2 separate regions of the Homo sapiens genome follow, and region 2 is linked to region 1. Evidence: read pairs that join two places in POLR2A ChIA-PET (ENCODE). Cell type or tissue: IMR-90. All regions are shown on one strand. Each heading gives the region's core, and the rest is flanking DNA. Links, peaks and the distances in the headings are about the cores only. Region 1 overlaps CREBBP (CREB binding lysine acetyltransferase). Region 2 overlaps ADCY9 (adenylate cyclase 9).

What was found. ChIA-PET counts read pairs that join two places held together with the same protein. Peaks named below come from ENCODE experiments on the same cell type or tissue, not always from the same donor. Only the 100,000 strongest peaks of a DNase experiment are listed, where the experiment ranks them.
Region 2: POLR2A ChIA-PET joins it to region 1 with 7 read pairs; 2 of 35 experiments call an interaction of 5 or more read pairs at or near these places.

The regions. Positions count from the first base shown.
Region 1 is chr16:3,827,766-3,832,157 of GRCh38, reverse strand. All of the region lies in intron 2 of CREBBP (CREB binding lysine acetyltransferase), which reads left to right. Among named protein-coding and RNA genes, the nearest start is that of CREBBP, 51 kb to the left of the region's middle. In IMR-90, for the core only: no CTCF peak of the experiment used is centred there; a DNase peak (open chromatin) is centred at 2,307; H3K27ac peaks cover 496 bases.
Region 2 is chr16:4,042,335-4,046,726 of GRCh38, reverse strand. All of the region lies in intron 2 of ADCY9 (adenylate cyclase 9), which reads left to right. Among named protein-coding and RNA genes, the nearest start is that of ADCY9, 72 kb to the left of the region's middle. In IMR-90, for the core only: no CTCF peak of the experiment used is centred there; a DNase peak (open chromatin) is centred at 1,816; H3K27ac peaks cover 1,349 bases.

The DNA.
Region 1 (4,392 bases), core at 152-4,151:
AATAGGTATTAGCTATTCAAATTTTCTGCTTCTTGTGCTAATTTTGGTAATTTGTATTTTTGAGTAATATATCCATTTTAAGTTCTTGAATTGATTTGGCATGAAGGTGTTCATAACATTTCTCTACTCTTTTCTTTTTTTTCTTTCTTTTTTTTTTAACTGAGTCAGAGTCTCACTCCGTTGCCCAGGCTGGAGTACAGTGGCATCATCTCAGTTCACTGCAGCCTCCACGTCCTGGGTTCAAACAGTTCTCCCACGTCAGCCTCCCAAGTAGCTGTGCTTACAGGCGCACACCACCATGCCTGGCTAAGTTTCGTATTTTTAGTAGAGGAGGGGTTTTGCCATGTTGGCCAGGCTGGTGTCGAACTCCTGACCTCAAGTGATCCGCCTGCCTCAGCCTCCCAAAGTGCTGGGATTATAGGTGTGAGCCACCATGCCCGGCCTCTGTACTCTTTTCTTAATTTGGATAGAATTTATAATAATGTCTGGTGTGCTCTCTTGTTTTTCTCTCATTGATCTAGGTTGGGGTTTGTCCATTTTATTAATATTTTCAAACAGCCAGCTTTTGTTGTTGTCAGCCTTTTCTTGTTTGTTTTCTATGTCATTTATTTCTGTCTTTATTTTCTTCTGCTTATGTTGGCTTTTCTTTGGGGTAGAAGTTTGTATCACTGGTTATTTAGACTTTTCCAATATTAACATTTGGGCAATAAATTTCTCCTTAAACCCTATGCATCTTTTTTATTTCCCCATTTCTTTGAATCCTTTAAATCCATAAACATAAAAAAGTACCCCAAATACTGTTGTTAATTGCATCTCAAATTTTAATACATTTTTTAAATTAGTTTAAAATATGTTTATATTTTACATGTGATTTATTCTTTGACCCATGGATTATGCTGAAGTGTGTTTAGCTTTTAAATATTTAGGAATTTTGCAGATATTTTATTGTTGGTTTTTAACTCCACTGTGTTCAGAAAACATGCTTTGTATGGTGGTTGTCCTTTGAAATTGAAGACTTGTCTTACGGCCCAGCAAATGGTTTTTCTTGACAAATATTCTATCTATACTTGAAAAGAATGATCAGGCGCAGTGTCTCATGCCTGTAATCCCAGCACTTTGGGAGGCCAAGGCGGACAGATCACTTGAGTTTTAGACCAGCCTGGCCAACGTGGTGAAACCTGTCTCTACTAAAGGTACAAAAAAAATTAATAGCCAGGCTTGGTGGTGCGCTTCTGTAGTTGCAGCTGCTTGAGGGGGCTGAGATACAAAAATCGCTTCACCCCAGGAGGTAGAGGTTACAGTGAGCTGAGATCGCGCCACTGCACTTCAGCCTGGGTACGGAGCAAGACTCTGTCTCATAAAAATAGAATGTGTATCCTACAGTTGTGGGATGTGATGTTTCATAATTGTCTATTAGAATAAGTTGGTTGATGGTGTTCAAATCCTTATGATTTTTTTGTTCTATTGGTTACTAAGAGAGGATTATTAAAATCTACAATTACAATTTTAGGTTTGTCTGGTTTTTCATTTAGTCAGAACAAAATGTAAGTACTTGTTTCATGTGTTTTGAAACTGTTTTATTAGGTTAATATGTATTTTGGATTGTAATGCCTCTGGTAAATTTAGCCTTTTATCATTATGAAATATTTGTTTTTGTTAATATTCTTTGTCTTTATCTCCTTTTTCTCATATTTAATGTAGACTCCTTATGATTAGCATTCACATTTTTTTTTCACTCTTTTTGTTTTGTTTTGTTTTGATACAGGATGTCACTCTCACCTAAGCTGCAGTCCAGTGGCGCAGTCTGGGCTCCCTGCAACCTCTGCCCCCCACCCCGGGTGAGGTGATCCTCCCACCTCAGCCTCCTGAGTAGCTGGAACCACAGGCACACACTACCACGTCTGGCTATTTTTTTGTATTTTTAGTAGAGACAGGGTTTCACCATGTTTCCCAGGCTGGTCTCAAACTCCTGAGCTCAAGCGATCTGCCCACCTCGACCTCCCAAAGTGCTGGGATTACAGGCATGAGTCACCACACCCAGCCCACTCTTAACTTTGTCTCTTAAGTATGTCTCTTGTAAGCAGCGTAGCATTAGATCTTATTTAATTTATTCTGATAACCTTAGTCTTTTAATTGTAGTGTTTAGTTTATTTATATTTAATGTTGATAATTGTTGGGTTTAGGTTTCTCATCTTATTTGTTTTCTGTTTGCTGCTTCTGTGTTTTGTTCCTTTTTTTCTCCCTTCCTGCTCTTCTTGTAGAGGCAAATTCCAACATCTCTGTCATCTCTGTATCTGTTTCATTTACAGTCTTGTTTGTTTAAATATAGAATTCCTGGTTATGGGTCACATCTTCCTGCTCCTTGGCATGTCCAGTACTTTTAGACTGTGTAGTGGAAATGGTGGATGATAATGTTGTTGAATATGGGTTTTATTGTCCTTTATTAGTTTGTTTTGTTCTGGCAGGCTCTTAATTACTCAGATCAGTTTGATTCTCTCAAAGCTTGTTTTTAAACTTAACTTAGGGCAGGTCTTGAAGCCCTGTTCCTTAGACATGGCCTTGGGGTCTCAGTTTAATTCCTGGGATGTTCAGCAAGATCTTGAAACTCCGACTGATCAGAACTTCTATGTCTCTAGCACTGTGCCACCTCTGGAATCTGTTCAATTCACAATTCCTTCGTAGTCCTGCACACTTAGTTACAGCTCCAGTAAGCCCTAGGAGGTGTTGGTGATGTGATTGTTGTGTGTGGTCGCACTGGGAGATACTCTCCATTTTAATGGTGTGAACGTAACATTATGATATATAATGGTTGTCCCGTAGTGACTGTGTATTTCACACTTTAAACGTTATCTCTCATCTTCTGAATCGTCTGAGGATTAAGTTCACTGTAGAAACTTGGGAAGTGCCACATCTAACATTCTTAATGTAAATGGGTCCAAATCATAACTTCAAGGACCAACTTTTCCAAAATATTTTTGCTATATTTTAAAAAGAGTTATATTTATACAAATTACCATAGACAGTAATTTGCTGTCCATCTGTCACCAAGTTAAAATATCTAAGGGTTTTTATGTTGATTACCATGTAATTTTTTTTTTTTTGCATTTTTCAAAATTATGTATATGACTATAGCATAAAATTTCAGTGTGATCCAGGTATGAGCAAGGATAACAATTACTATATTTATTCTTCCTGAATAACAGTAAGAGGAAGAGCAGAAAAGGACATGCCTATTGTACTGGGCACTGTGCTGGGTGCTTTGCAAACATGATCTTGCTTTTTCTCATTTTTAATAATCCTGTGAGGTGGGTGCCATATGTCTTTTATAACAAGGAGTAAAATATTCTGAACCACTTTCCTGCCTATGCAGAAAATTATTCAAGACGACACATGTTTGAAAGTGGTAGAATTTTACTTAAAATCCACCTGTGATTGACTCCAAGCCTGTATTTTTTTCGACTGCATCATTTTGTCTGTAATACAGCTGTATTCAAACTATGATGGTGAAATACATAAGACCTTATTTTCTGTGTGTGGGTCAGGTTTTCCCCCATGCACGAAATTTATAGAACAGGTAACCTGGAGAGTGAGTCTAATTTCCCAGGAGTATTTTTGTCAAATGAAAGAATTTACTGCTTATTCCTTTTTAGAAACATACCCTTGTATGCTGTAAGCTTTGCCTGTGGTCTGATTGGGTTATGGCTCTTAATCTGAAATACTAATTCAGCCAAGCAATTTTTGTAAGACCCATAAAGAAGTCAGCTTTCGACGGGCATGGTGGCTCACGCTTGTAATCCCAGTACTTTGGGAGGCCGAGGCGGGTGGATCACCTGACGTCGTGAGTTCGAGACCAGCCTGACCAACATGGAGAAACCTCATCTCTACTCAAAATACAAAATTAGCTGGGCATGGTGGCACATGCCTGTAATCTCAGCTACTCGGGAGGCTGAGGCAGGAGAGTAGCTTGAACCCAGGAGGCAGAGGTTGCGGTGAGCCGAGGTTGCGCCACTGCACTCTAGCCTGGGTGACAGAGCGAGAGACTCTGTCTCAAAAACAAAACAAAAAAAAAAGAAGTCAGCTTTTCTGGCTAGAAAAATGTGCCTTGGCCTATGTGCAAGAGGCCAGCATAATTAATTTTCTTAAACATTATTTTTTAAAGTGATCTTGGCCAGGTGCAGTGGTTCACACCTGCAATCCCAACACTTTGGGAGGTTGAGGCAGGAGGATTGCTTGAGCCAAGGAGGTTGAGACCAGTGTGGGCAACACAGTGAGACTCCATCTCTACAAAACATTTTAAAAATTAGCTGGGTGTGGTGGCACGTGCCTATAGTCCCAGCTACTCAGGAGGCTGAGGTAGGAAGATCACTTGAGCTCAGGAGGCCGGGGCTGTAG
Region 2 (4,392 bases), core at 243-4,242, 210 kb before region 1:
AGGTCTGTGGAAAATCTTGCTTTAAGATGATCTGCGTGAACTAGTAGCTTAGATTATTGAGTCTTATTTTCTTCAGAACTCTGATAGGCACAATTACTAGATTTAAGTTAAAGGGCTGTAAAACAGCCTCAGTACTTTTTCATGAAGTAGACAAGTTTCACAGTGCTTTGGAAATGACTACTAAGCTACTCCCAGCCTGCTCATTGAGAACTCACGATTTCCTCTGGATGAGTGGGAATGTTGTTGGTTCTGCATTTGTCATCAGTGCTTAGGACACACACACACAAGCAACGTGTGCTGGCCCATGCAGTTTTTCCTTATTTACAAAGCTCATGTGAGAATTGTGACTCTGCCCATTCGTGGATCTGCACAACATATGGTGACGAATATAAGTTCGGGGGCGTGGGGGGAATGCGCATGTGCTATGGTTCAGTGCTGGGCACTGGGTGTTGTGGTTCAGTGCTGGGCACTGTGTGCCGTGGTTCAGTGCTGGGCACTGTGCTGATTGCTTCTGCGACTCCGGACAGATACTTAAGGCTCAGCTCAGGTTCGTCATTAACACGAATCACAAATTCAGACCTGGTGCCGTGGCTCACACCTGTGATCCCAGCACTTTGGGAGGCCGAGGCAGGAGTATCACTTGAGCCCAGGATTTGGAGGCCAGCCCGGGAAACATAGGAAGACCCCCAACTCTACAAAAAATATGAAAAAAAGTTTAGCCAGGTGTGGTGGTATGCAACTGTAGTCCCAGCTACTGGGGAGGCTGAAATGGGAGGATCGCTTGAGCCTAGGAGTTCAAGACCAGCCTGGGCAACATGATGAAACCTCATCTCTACAAAAAAAAAAAAAAAAAAAAAGAAAGAAAAAAAGCATGGTGGTGCATGTCTGTAGTCCCAGCTACTCGGGCGGCTGAGGTGAAAGGATCACTTGAGCCAAGGAGGTCGAGGCTGCAGTGAGCCAAGATCGCGCCACTGTACTGCAGCCTGGGCAACAGAGTGAGACCCTATCTCAAAAAATTCACAAGGGTTTTCAAAGCTAGTTACTGCCTGAGACCATCTTCCCCTCTTGGATGGATGCAGCAAATTGGGAGGCAAAATTATTTGGCTCTTTTTTTTTTTTTTTTTTTTTTTTTAAGGCAGAGTCTTGCTCTGTTGCCCAGGCTGGAGTGCAGTGGTCCGATCTCAGCTCACTGCAACCTCAGCCTCCTGGATTCAAGCAATTCTCCTGCCTCAGCCTCCTGAGTAGCTGGGATTACAGGTACACGCCACCACACCTGGCTAATTTTTGTATTTTTAGTAGAGACAGGGTTTCACCATGTTAGTCAGGCTGGTCGCGAACTCCTGACCTTGTGATCTGCCCGTCTTGGCCTCTGAAAGTGCTGGGATTACAGGCGTGAACCACCGTGCCCAGCCGCGTTTGGCTCCTTCCTAACTAAACAGAGATTAAACTGTTTATTGTTACCTGGGCTTTCATTTTTTCATAGCAGTCACTTTATTTTCATCTCTTTGTCCTCAGCTTCCCCTCAAATATTTGTCAAGTGTCTACCAAGGCTGGGAATGATAGTAAAAGGAGTTTAAAAAACAAAAGAGGCTCTAAAAATGGTACTAGACTCTTCCATTCAGGACTTTGTCCAAAGCCTCACTTTATAATGCTTTTGTGATTTATCCTCATTCCCATAAACTCAGATGATACGAATTTATACGAGTTTGCATTAATAAATATTTCTTGCATGCTTGTCTTATCAACCATACCGAGCCAGCACAGCCTCATCTCGTAAAGAGTTGGCAGTCACGTGCGGGAGCCGGGAGCCCGTTGCTGTGAGGCCGGGAAGTGGATTGTTGGTCTGGGGAAAGATTTATTTTCTGGGGGCAAAAGAGGCGGGGTGGAGAGTCCCTCCGCCTGCCTGGAGTGCTGATGTGGCCTCAGAGCTAGGTCCTGAAAAATTGCTGGGATTTAGATGCAGGCTCTACATGTAGAGAGATTGTTTAAATGTATAATGGTTCAGAAGTGACACTCTCTTGCTATGTTTCTCTGAAAATAGATCAGCCTTCTCTGTTGGGATCTATGAAGCTCCAGAGATAAAACTGATATACATTAAAGTGGCTCGTGGTTAAAGGAAGTATGTTTGTTAATATTAAACCGAGGTTTCTCTGGTAACTAGATTTTAAATGATTTGATTCCATAGGTTTATAATGGAGAAATCCAGATCTCCAAAATGTAAGTTTTACTATATGGGAAGCCTTTTTTTGATTTCCTTTGCTGTGTTTGGTAAATAGCCTGGAAGAAAATGGCTCCGTCCTATCACAGAATTTTATTATTTACTTCATAAACCTAGTGTTTTAGAATTTTTTTTTTGTTTTTTTGTTTTTTTGTTTTTTTTGAGATGGAGTCTCACTCTGTTGCTCAGGATGGAGTGCAGTGGTGCGATCTCAGCCCACTGCAACCTCCGCCTCCTGGGTTCAAGCGATTCTCCTGCTTCAGCCTCCGGAGTAGCTGGGATTACAGGCACACACCACCACACCTGGCTAATTTTTGTATTTTTAGTAGAGATGGGGTTGCACCATGTTGGCTAGACTGGTGTCGAACTCCTGATCTCAGGTGATCCGCCCACCTGGGTCTCCCAAAGTGCTGGGATTACAGGCATGAGCCACCGTGCCTGGCCTAGAATTTTAAAAAGATTCTTTGTAGTTTAGATGGTTCTAGTTAAGCTATTTCATTTTTTTAAAAAGGAAGAAACTAGCATTCAATGTCTGCCTAGAAAACAAAAATAAAAAAACAACAAAAAAGGAAGAAACTGAGGTCTGTGGCACTTAAGTGCCCCACTCAAGGTTGCAGAGTTCCTAGTGATGTTATTTTTTAATGAACTTTTCTTCTCCTTCTCTTTTTTGTTAAATTTTGGCAGACTGTTTTACCAAAGCCTAACTGTACTTTTCTTAATTAACTTTGGAATGAATTCTGGATATACTCATTCCAGCAATGCACAGAAAATTCTAGGCAAAGAATAAAAGACTCCACATTGTTTATTATTATTATTTTTGAGATGTAGTCTTGCTCTGTTGCTCAGGTTGGAATGCAGTGGCGGAATCTTGGTTCACTGCAACCTCTGCCTCTCATGTTCAAGTGAGTCTCCTGCCTCGGCCTCCCAAGTAGATGAGATTACGGGCAGCTGAGATTACAGGCACGTGCCACCATGCCTGGCTAATTTTTGTATTTTTAGTAGAGATGGGGTTTCACCATGTTGGCCAGGCTGGTCTCGAACTCCTGACCTCAAGTGATCCTCCTGCCTCGGCTTCCCAAAGTGCTGGGATTATAGGTGTGAGCCACCGCGCCGGGCCAGACTCCACATTGTGAAAAAACGAGGGAACCGCTTCTGATTTTGCTCCAGTGGTGTATTCCTCTGTCTTGTTATAATGCTTTATGTTTACATATAACACATTATACGATTTTTAAAGCAACCCCACAGGGAAGAGTTTTAATTTTTTGTTTGTTTGTTTTTGAGACAGAGTCTTGCTCTGTCGCCCAGGCTGGAGTGCAGTGGCGCCATCTGGGCTCACTGCAAGCTCCGCCTCCCGGGTTCACGCCATTCTCCTGCCTCAGCCTCCCAAGTAGCTGGGACTTCAGTCGCCCGCCACCACGCCCGGCTAATTTTTTGTATTTTTAGTAGAGATGAGGTTTCAGCATGTTAGTCAGGATGGTCTCGATCTCCTGACCTCGTGATCTGCCCGCCTCGGCCTCCCAAAGTGCTGGGATTACAGGCGTGAGCCACTGCGCCCGGCCGAGTTTTAATATTTTTAGTCCTGTTTTACAAAGGGGAGAAACGAAGCACAGAGAAGTTTAGGAACTTGCCCAAATCATACAGTTGATAAGTTAGCAGACCAAAACCGGAATCGTCCAAACGGAGTGGCAGCCAGAAAGCATTTTATAGGTAAAGTCACATCCTACACTGTAAATAAAAACCTCTTGGAACACAGAGTTCGCCAGGTGGCTGTTGGATTTTCATGTCAGCGCTGGTCTAGCTCCGTTTTGCAGGATTTTTTGTTGTTGTTATCACAGTATATTCTAAAAATAACTATATGTTCATTTCCACTCTTTCAGATAATTAATATTTATAAATCCTAGTCACTAGGAAATATAGTTCAACCAACAATTGAATGGAATGCAGGTCCTCTGGGAACTTATCTAAAATTAAATCCTATTTTAACAGAATTAGCTAGATTAAGGTCATGGTGTAAAAACTGATTTTTCAGAAGGAAATAAAAATGCAAAATATCCTAAGAATTCATTTTGTAAATAATTGAATCAAATAACAATGGGGCGGGGAAGAAGCCATATATTTTTCCTCTCTTTTTAGAAATGAATTGAAGGCCAGACATGCTGGTTCACATGTAATCC